Linked DNA regions of Homo sapiens: region 2 is linked to region 1. A link is a loop called in an ENCODE intact Hi-C map of the cell type or tissue named here. Cell type or tissue: A673. All regions are shown on one strand. Each heading gives the region's core, and the rest is flanking DNA. Links, peaks and the distances in the headings are about the cores only.

The links. Peaks named below come from ENCODE experiments on the same cell type or tissue, not always from the same donor. Only the 100,000 strongest peaks of a DNase experiment are listed, where the experiment ranks them.
Region 2: a loop joins it to region 1, with 8 times the contacts of the local background. A loop is called at or near these places in 2 of 110 quality-filtered maps.

Annotation. Positions count from the first base shown.
Region 1 is chr12:81,363,051-81,368,439 of GRCh38, forward strand. PPFIA2 (PPFI scaffold protein A2) reads right to left here. Exons shown (of 33, transcript NM_003625.5): 14 at 4,058-4,120. Among named protein-coding and RNA genes, the nearest start is that of PPFIA2-AS2, 51 kb to the right of the region's middle. In A673, for the core only: no CTCF peak of the experiment used is centred there; no DNase peak of the experiment used is centred there.
Region 2 is chr12:81,291,993-81,297,381 of GRCh38, forward strand. It overlaps PPFIA2 (PPFI scaffold protein A2), which reads right to left. Exons shown (of 33, transcript NM_003625.5): 24 at 2,843-3,043. PPFIA2-AS1 (PPFIA2 antisense RNA 1) reads left to right here. Exons shown (of 6, transcript NR_120491.1): 3 at 402-532; 4 at 4,642-4,777. Among named protein-coding and RNA genes, the nearest start is that of PPFIA2-AS1, 15 kb to the left of the region's middle. In A673, for the core only: no CTCF peak of the experiment used is centred there; DNase peaks (open chromatin) are centred at 2,659 and 5,079; H3K4me3 peaks cover 622 bases; H3K27ac peaks cover 4,518 bases.

The DNA of each region.
Region 1 (5,389 bases), core at 332-5,331:
GCTATGTAGATGTCACTTAAAAATGCAGAGTAGAAATCATATGCAGTTTTGAAAATAAAGAAAATGTCTTATTTATGCAGTAAATGAAGAACTTTCATTATTCTATGAGGGTTAAAGGACATATGGGTGAAGGAAAAAGATGATTGGATTGAAAGAAAAAGGAAAGTAAACCCTCTGGCTTTTACTCTGCATGAGATAGGCAACAATTGGAGGATTTTTTTAAAAAATATTAATTAATTAATTAATTTATTTATTTATTTAAAGACAGGGCCTCACTCTGTCACTGAGGCTGGAGTGCACCTTAAAAAGTAAAGTTAATAACCAATTAGCTTGATATTGTCACCATTATTTGTACTTAATTATAATTTTCTCAAATTGGCATTTTCTGGTCTATAAATTTATGAAGATAGGGGTTGTCTTAGAGCTTTAATTAACTGCTCATGTAAGCATTCAATTTGGTTTTAATGATTATAACTGTTATATTGTTTTACAGGTCTAAATGTATCATTCTAGATTTTTCTATTACTGTTTTTCCCCTTCCCAGTGGCCAGTGCTTGATATTTTACTTTACTCAAACTTTTCTCACCACATTTTTTTTTGTTAATGTGGCCTTTGCAATGTTTCTCTTTTCTGTTCTTTTTATTCTCACTACGTCACTACCATCCTACTCTAAGCCCTTTTTATCTTTTTCCTGAATGATTTTTACCAGCTTCAGTCTCTTTCCTACACATTTCTCTGCTAGACATATAATTTCAAAACACATGTACAATAAACTAATGTGTTGCTTTAAAATGTTCAATAGTTTCTTATTGATTTGTAAATATCTTTGTTCATTATTTTCACAAAAGTGCGCTGAGTACCTCTTGTGTGTCAGGCACCTGAGATACAGTAGTGAGCTGACAAATGTCTTGCCCTCATGCAATTTAGAATTTAGTAGAAAAGATGAATAATAAACAAGTAGTAATATAGAAATATAGCATGTTGTTAGAAAGGAGAAAACAGGGGAGTCATGGAAGGGTTTTTCAATAAAGTGATACTTGGACAATGACCTAAATAAAGGAGAAATTAAAAAATGAGACTCTTAGGAAAAGGCATGGCAGATAAAAGCAACAACACGTGCATACGCCTCTTAGTGGAAATGGAGTAGAGGGTAAGGAGTCCAGTGTGGCTGGATTGCAGAGGTTAAATTGACAAATAGAGGATACTTTTTAAAAGTATGATTGCAGAACTCAGGAATGGTAGTCCTAAAAGAGGTTGTAAACCACTTCAAACTCTGGCTTTTACTCTGCATGAGATAGGCAACAATTGAAGGATTTTAAAAAATTATTTTATTTATGTATTTATTTATTTAAAGACAGGGTCTCACTTTGCCACTGAAACTGGAGTGCAGTTCTGTGATCACAGTTCATTGCAGTCTTGAACTCCAGGGCTCAAGTAATCCTCTTGCCTCTGCCTTCCAAGTAGTTAGGAGGACTACAGGTGTGCACCACTGCACCTGGCTAATTTGTTTTTAATTTTTATTTTTGTAAAGATGGGGTCTTGCTATGTTTCCTGGATTTTCTAGCAGAGAAGTGGCATGATCATTCTAATGGCTGTGAAATAGATTGTCAAGTTGAATTGGGAGTCAGAAAAGAGAGGAAATTTTGAGGCAAGAGAGTAATGGTTTGGACAAGAATGGTGTTAGGGTAAGAGTGGCTATATTTTGGCTATATCGTGAGAGTAGAAATAAGAGGATTTGATATTGGACTAGATGTGGGATATGAAACAAACATAGGGGTCAAGACTAAGTCCAAGTTTTTTAGCCTGAGTAACTGAAAGAAAGAAAGAAATTGTAATTATGATTGACTGAGAAGACTGCTGGTGTGTTAGGTTAGATGGTGGTGGTGTTTGATGTGTGGGAGTGGGGTGAGAATAGACTGGCATGTTACATTTGAGGTACCTAGGTGTCCAAATGGAGATATTGAGTTGGCAATAGAATATATAAACTCTCTCAGGGAAGAGGACCCAGTAGGTAATCTAAATTTGGATGTGCTCAATTTATAGATGGTGTTTAAATCCAGGAGATCAGATGAAGTCACTAGGGGTGAATCAGAGAGAAGAAAGGAAAGCTACCTAGAAACTTCAAATTGTAGAGATAAAGATGGAAAGGGAAACACTGAGAAAAGAGTTTGAGCCTACAGAGGGTTTTGCTGATAATGGACTGTGAGTACAGTTAGTTTAGTGGAAATTTGAGGAATTATAGAAGATGTGGTCAGATTAGTGAATGTGCCCATCTAAATGGGATGATAGTTCAGACATGAGATATGATCTGGGATTTACTCTCTCTGGAGACTGACATAAGCAAGGATGCAAAGCATGGCATGATTAGTACTCTTGGTTGCTTAGGCAGATTGTTGGAGTTACAAGGCTTTGGTAGGTGGTGGGGGAGTGGGTTCTGGGGATATTGCCAGGAGCACACAGAGCTTTGGATAACATAACATGCATAACAGCATCACGTCCAAAATTCACAATCTGCTCAAAAACTACTTCTTTAAATACATACCAGTCACAGTAAACTTCTGATGATTCATCAAATCAATCATCTTGATTTTCTTTGTGCCGTTGCAGAGGATTCATCCTCTACTTAGAATGCTCTACCTTTATGAAGATCATATATGTCTTTAAGAGGCTACTAAAAATGTAATCTCTGTGTTGTTTTTGTGAACTACCTCAGAAAGAATCAGATACTATATTCTAGGCCCCACATTACATTGTTCTAAAGACCTATCTTTCAGGAGATTGTGGACACCTTGACTGTAGAATTAGTTATTTTTAATTGCTTCATAATATGCAGCATCCAGTAGGGTTAAATGTATAATTGTTCTCTTTCCTCTATTCTTCATCTTTTCCAATACCTTCTATATCCCATACTATCCCTCCCTCCCTCCCTCCCTCCCTTCCTTCCTTCCTTCCTTCCTTCCTTCCTTCCTTCCTTCCTTCCTTCCCTCCCTCCCTCTTCCCTTTCCTTCCCTTCCCTTCCCTCCCTTCTTTCTTCCCCCTCTCCCTTCTTTCCTTCATTCTCTTTTTCCCTTCCTTCTCTCTCTCCATTTCTTCTATCTTTTCTCAACATACAGTTATAGATCACTTCTTAAGTTAGCAATCCTTTCTTCTTTAAAAAAATAAGATAAAATTGCTAACAATAACTTTAAAGGCTAATGAAGAAGGAAAATACTATTAGCAATTACCATTAAAATTTCACAATCTGCCCTTAGTTTCCTCTTCTACCACATACCCTACAACAGGAATAATTGATTCCAGCCAAATAGTTGTGCCTATTATTTAAAATGTCACACTCATTACCCATCCCCTCACCCCACCAAGCACCTGTGATCATGCCACATGCACTATGTTTGAAAGCCTGGGGTCAGAGTCCTACTTTCCCTTAAATCTTCAGTCAAGTCCCTCCTTCCTGAAGTCTTCTTCACAGCAGCAATATATCATGGTCTTTCCTACCTGTAGCTCTTACTGCCTACTTCACTAATTTGGCATTTGGCATCTGCTACCCTGCATCCTCATTGGTTTGTAAGGGCTGTGTTCTCTCTCCTCAGTTAGATTTTTTTAGCTCCTTTGGAACTAGGATTATGTTTGGACATATATAACTTAGCATAATTCTATTTATAATAGTATTTAATGTATTTCTGCTGAAAGAATATCTAAAACTGACATAAATTAGCGCATATATTTTAATTCTATTTATATAAGGCATAAAGCAAGGCAAAACCATTTTTTAATGTTATAAGTCAAGATAGTGATTATCCTTTAATGGAAGAGTATGAGTATAGACTAATTTGGGGGGAGTTTCTGAAGTGCTAATTTTTGGTGAATTTGGGTTACAAAGATTCATGAAGCTCTTCCTCTCTATGTACGCTTTTCTGCACATATTCTAAAAAGTTAAAATTGTTTTACAAAGATAGCATACTAAAATTATTTTTTCAAATTTATTTTACAACAAAACATTCATCAGTGGAATAGAAAATAAAAATAGAAAATGGGCCCAAAACATAAGTTTCCATTATACCTTATCATGTAAAGATTCTTCAAGATTCTTTCTGAAAGTTTCTGATTCTTGAATTAAAACATTCTAAAGAAAAGAAAATAGCAGAAATAATTAATAAATTAAACATAAAATACTTAAAAATATATTGATTAATATCTTATCACTCAAGAATCCTCTTAGATTCCTTCCTTAGTTCAGGTATTTCTTGGTTTCCATGGAAACCATGCTTTGATGAAATTTTCAAATGTGAGACCTTCACATTTAAAAAATACATAATTTAAATGGGAAATGCTATTTTGTAACACTTGAATGAACAAATGAAATAAATATTGCATTTTAAGCTACTTCTGTTTGCCTTTTCTCAGACCACATTTTAAATCAGAAACTATTGGTTATTCTTCAAGTAAGAAAAAGTGAGCAACAAGCTAAATCTTAGAGGTGTTATAAAAAATTCAGAAGAACTCACTTCTATTGTCTGAAGAAAGAAGAAATCATGAAATCATATTTTTTAAAATTTCACTTTCTGGACATCTACTGCAATGTGGAATTAACAATTTATAATGATACTTAAATTATTAGAGAAATAACAAACTCTAGCTATTCAGAAACCTAATATTACATGTCACAAAGTCAGTGGAAATAAGTTGGCATCATAGATACTTAAAATAAACCTTGCCAGAAAATTATTTTTGTTGTTAAAAATTATTTATTTTTCTACAAAACACACAAGTACTATAAGACATTATTTAAAATAATGTATTCTTTTTCAAAGTTATAGAATAAAATTAAACTAAGAGTGTAGTAATTGCATAGGGGCCATGTATTTGAAGTTGTATGAGAGGAAGTCATGTCTTATTACTTTCTAATGGGTAAATTAATCAAACTAACTTTTTGTCAAAACATTTTCCCTATTTTGGTTTATTTTATGTACTAATGGAAAATGTCTAGCTAAAATAGTGATTGGCATTCAATCTAGATTTCTAAAATGATGTGATCATCCGGGTTTTATACCCTACCTTAATTTATGCTCTGGAATTGGTAACCAGCTCTCATAACTCTTGCTGGTCTGGTAGCTGCCAACTATCAATGAGACATATATAACTGTAAATCACATTGCAGACTGTACAGAAGCACTATTTCTGAAATAATGCAGCTGAAAATACTGGGTTCCTAAACCCTCTACTGGGATTGATACTAGTTCTTTTGATGATATAAACTCACTTACATTTTGACTTTTAGACTGGTGTGTAGGTATCAGTCACTTGACACGTGAATATTTCAAATCACCTTCCCCCCAAAAAAGTATTGACTTGTGTCTCATCACTTTTCTATTTTGCATACCAGGCAAAGGAT
Region 2 (5,389 bases), core at 250-5,249, 71 kb before region 1:
TTAATTAATATGGTATAATTTAAATTCCTTCAGGTTGGTTAAATAGTTTTAGAAAAATGGTTTTAAAATTCCCTATTGTTCATTAAGAAATGAATTACACTGGTAAATAAAAATAATAAAATGTATCATATTTTTCATCTGGAAGTTGGGACTTCAAATTTATTTTTGCAAGATTCATAATGTTTAATAATTTTGTTTGCATTTGCTCTTGGGAGGAAAATGTGGATATAAACTATTTATGATGCTTCTCTCTCAGCTGGAAATTACTCAGCAAACTCTTCATCAGACTTAAATTAAATTTACAATAACTATTTTAATGGTCTTCTCAGTTTCTTATTTTAAATATACAGGTGGCTCTTGAACAACACAGGTTTGAACTGCATCATTCCACTTATACACAGACTTTCTTCTGCCACTGCCACTCCTGAGACAACATGACCAATCTCTCCCCTTCCTCCTCCTCAGCGTACTTTCAACATAAAGACGACGAGGATAAAGGCATTTATGATGAACTACTTCCACATAATGAATAGTAAATATAATTTCTCTTCCCTATGATTTTCTTAATAATATTTTCTTTTCTCTAGCTTACTTTATTGTACGAATGGAGCATATATGTGTACATATAAAACACATAATACATGCTTATCAACTATTTGTGTTATCAGTAAGGCTTCCAGTCAACAGTAGGCTCTTAGTAGTTAAGTCTTGGGAGAGCCAAAAATTCTAGCTGATTTTTTGACTGTGTGTGGGGGGTCAGCACCCTTAACTCCTATCTTATTCAAGGGGCTATTGTATTCTAAATTGTCTTTTAGCTTGAGTCATAATCCAGGTATAGTGAAAAACATTTGTGTCTATTTAAAAATAATATAGGTAAGAATTTTAAAAATTATATATTTTTCCTACATGTCATTTAGGAAGAACTTAAAATGGAGTTATGTAAGAATTATATAAGCCTTTTAAATTTGACCTTTTATTTCTGGCATTAGAATCTAGTATACTGGGAAGGAAAATGTGTAAATAGAAATGAAACAAACTATTCACAACTGTTTAAGATCATGTATAAAAAAGTTATACTTGTTACTTTTCTGCCTGAAAACTGCAATAAAGTAATAAGACTTTTTAATATTTTACCTATTGCTAAAATTTATCTCATTCTCCCATATTTTATTATGCTATATAAGATATGAGATTTGGGAAATCTAGTAATTATCAGAAATAATATACTTTATAAACAAAATATATAATTTAGGAATGGAATAAACAAATAATTAAATACTATTTGGGAGTTTTTGGGAATTTGTCGTCATGCATGCCTTTTTTGTCACATTTTGTTCTTTTCTAGGATTAGGATAGGTAAAAAATTATGAGATGACTAGGAATTTATAACTGAAAAACAAACAGACTTTGAAAGAAAAAGATATTCCAGATATTCCATTTGGTATCTGTAAAACGTCAAACTCACATAATTTCATAATTACAGAAACTTCTTAAGAAATAGTGAGTTACAAAAGAACACATACAAGTGTCCAACAAACATATAAAAAAGCTCAATATCACTAATCATCAGATATATGCAATTAAAACCAAGTGAGATACCATCCCACCTCAGTCAGAATGGCTATTACTAAAAAGTTAAGAAAAAAAAAAGATGTCGGCAAGGGCACAGAGAAAAGGGAACACTTATACACTGTTGGTGGGAATGTAAATTAATACAACCTCTATGGAAGACAGTATGGAGATTTCTCAAAGAACTAAAAATAGAATGAGCATTCAACTAAGTAATCTCGCTACTTAGTACCTACCCAAAGGAAAAGCAATTGTTATATCAAAATAATTCCTGCACTCATGTCTTTATCACAACATTAATCATAATAGCAAAATCATGGAATGAATCTAAGTGTCCATCAGTGGATGATTGGATAAATAAAATGTATATACACACCATGGAATACTATGCAGTCATAAAAAAGAATAAACTAATGTCTTTTGTAGCAACATAAATGGAACTGGAGACCATTATCCCAAGTGAAATAACTTGGAAACAAAAAAAAATCAAATACAACATGTCCTCACTTGTAAGTGAGAGCTAAACAATGGGTACATGTGGACAGGTAGAAGGAAATAACAGACATTGGAGACTCCAAAAGGGAAGAGGTTGGTAGGGATGAGGTTTGAAAAATTACCCATTGGGTACAACGTTCACTATTTGGGTGATGGGCACACTGGAAGCCCCAAAATCTCCATTACATAATATACCCATGTAACGAACTTTCACATGTACCCCCTGAATCTATAAAAATAAAAAATATTAAAACTAAAAAATGTAGTCACTTAAGCCTTGCATCTTTAGTAATCACTAATGCTTATATCTTATCTTCTGAGAAATTACCTGAGGGAAAGAGAAAGGAAGGAAGGAAGAAGGGAAGGAAGGAAGGAAGGTAGGTAGGAAGGAAGGAAGGAAGGAAGGAAGGAAGGAAGGAAGGAAGGAAGGAAAGAAGGAAGGAAGGGAGGGAGGAAGGGAGGGAGGAACAAAGGAACGAAGGAAGGAAGGAATTGAAAAAAGAGTAAGCTCAGGGTCTTGTCGCTTGGGAGAAAAATCTAAACTTCAGATGCTAGCTCAAAAGTCTGCTATGCTAGCTTTCACGTCTGATATGAATCATAGTTCCTCATTTGAAAACCTATTAAAAGTAGCAGCAAGGTTAATAAAGAGCAAGCTTAATCTCTTGAGAATAATTCAAGCTGACATTGAAATGTGTGCTGTCACAATTTTGCTCTGTAGACTTAGACACACGGCTATTTGCCTAGCACTGAGGAAGGGGAGGAGCAGAAACTGACTCACAGTTCGAGATGTTGGAGGAGCTGAAGGACTTGTTAGGGAAACCATCTCCTGGATTGCTAATCGAAGTTTTAAGCGATGCAGTGGATTGCTGATTCCAATTTCTCTCTGGATCTCAGTGTCAGATAAAGCAGACATGATGGCACCACTCTTCACGTTGGCTCGGCAGGCTGCCACGTACCACGCAGGCATTCCCAACCAAAGCTGTTAGATAGGAAAAAATACACTAACAAATTATAATAATAGTTATCATTTTAGTGTCTCATATGCTAGGAATTATTTTATGTATCTTACATACATGACCTCACCCCACGAGATAAAATGTTATCATTATTTTCCCTAGAGGACATAGATGCACAAAGAAATTAAATGATGTATTTAAAAACACCAGGGAGGCAGGGATAGAAACAAGATTTGAAATTGAGACATGCTAGCTCCAGAGACTCTATTTTAACTAATTCATATTACTAGTGGTAAAAGTAATGGCTGCATGGCACCAAGTTCCCCTTTGTATGTAGGGACCAGAACGGCTACAAGCCACATTTGATAAGGGACTCAATTAATGTTTGCTTAATGAGTGGCTTCAATTTATAATGCTTCTTTGGAATTCTGAGTGAAGAGAAATTCTGTCACAGAACGAGACAGCTGTGCCACATCCAGCCATGTGATTTCGATCAAAGCATGCAGTGTAGCTAAGCCACATTTCCACCTACCTTCCTACACCATGTGAAAGATGTGTGAACTTAATTAGATGCTATATATGAAAATGCCTTTTAGAGAGTGAAATGATGTGCTAAGAAAGAAGTTAAAACTCAAATCATTGAAAAACTAAAGAAAGCAACAAAATTAATAATGCATCAGAAATTAGAGATTTTAAGACTGGGCACAGTGGCTCATGCCTGTAATCTCAGCACTTTGGGAGGCCGAGGTGGAAGGATCACATGAGGTCAGGAGTTCGAGACCAGCCTGGCCAACTTGGTGAAACATCATAATACTAAAAATACAAAAATTAGCTGAGCATGATGGCGAGTGCCTATAACTCCAGCTACTCGGGAGGCTGAGGCAGGAGAATCACTTGAAACTGAGCAGCAGAGGTTGCAGTGAGCTGAGATCAGGCCTTTAGACTCCAGGCTGGGGACAGAATGAGACTCTGCCTCAAAACGAAACAAAAGAAAACAACAACAAAAAATGAGGCCAGGCGCGGTGGCTCACGCCTGTAATCCTAGCACTTTGGGAGGCTGAGATGACTGGATTGCCTGAGCTTAGGAGTTCAAGACCAGCCTGGGCAACATGGTGAAACTCTGTCTCTACTAAAACTAAAACAAACAAACAAAAAAATCAGCCAGGCGTGGTGGCAGATGCCTGTAATTCCAGCTACGGGGGAGGCTGAGGCACGAGAATTGCTTAAACCCGGGAGGCAGAGGTTGCAGTGAGCTGAGACTGTGCCACTGCAATCCAGCCTAGGCAACAAAGTGAAACTCTGTCTCAAAAAAGAAAAGAAATTAGATATTTTGATTTTTCAACTTTGCTGTGAGACTCTTGAAAGACAATTAAACCAGCAGTGCTATTTACACAGCACAGGTCTCGTGCACATCTCAAGCACTGGGTGAATGCCAATCACGGGCATTATATTTCAGCACCTGAATAACATCACTTAAAACAGGAATATTCTCCCATTTTCCCTCCATCATTAGTTATGAGTAAGAAGTAGAAAACACAACAAAAAATTAGCAGCTTACATATTTGTTTTTGAATGTCCAAAAGATTGACTGATTTTTTTTTCTATTTGTTGAAATAAACAGATTGAACAAAGGAGAGAATTGTGAGAGTGAGAAAAAGTGAGACAAAGAAGAAAAACTATAAATCAGCAAAATACAGTGCCAAGAGCTCTGGACCACAAATCAGAAGACCTGAGCCCTAATTCCTTTCCAGTCATTGGTGAGTCATGTAACCCATCTAAACCTCAGCCATATTTTCCTCATTTGTAAAATGAAGGAATCAAGCTTGATTATTTCTCTCTACCTCCTGATATCCGTTCCCTTCTATAATCTCCTTCTTTTGGGGGTAGGATTGGCCCAGTGATTTATTTCTAATAAATAGCTGATGATAAAAGTGATGGGATGTCACTTTCCAGTTTAGGCAATAAAATGACTGTGGTTTCATTCCTGCTAGTCCCCTCCCGCTGTCTCTTTCCCTCTGAGCTCTCACTCTGGAGTAAGTCAGATCTCAGGAGCCCTGTGGAGAGTCCCATATGACAAGGAACTAATGTTTCTGGCCAACAGCCAGCAGGAAACTGAATCATGACCCTGACCATATGAATGAGCATGGAAGTGGATTCTCCCCAAGTCTAGCCTTGAGATGACTGCTGCCCTGGCTGATACCTTGATTGCAGCCCTGTGAGAGACTCTGAGCAGAGGCCATCACAAAGCTATTCCCAGACTCCTGACCCATAGAAGTCATGAGATCATAAATGCCAAATTTGGGGGTAATTTGTAAACAGCAATAGCTAACCAGTATAAACATCCTTTTAGTTGAAAAATTCTACAATAT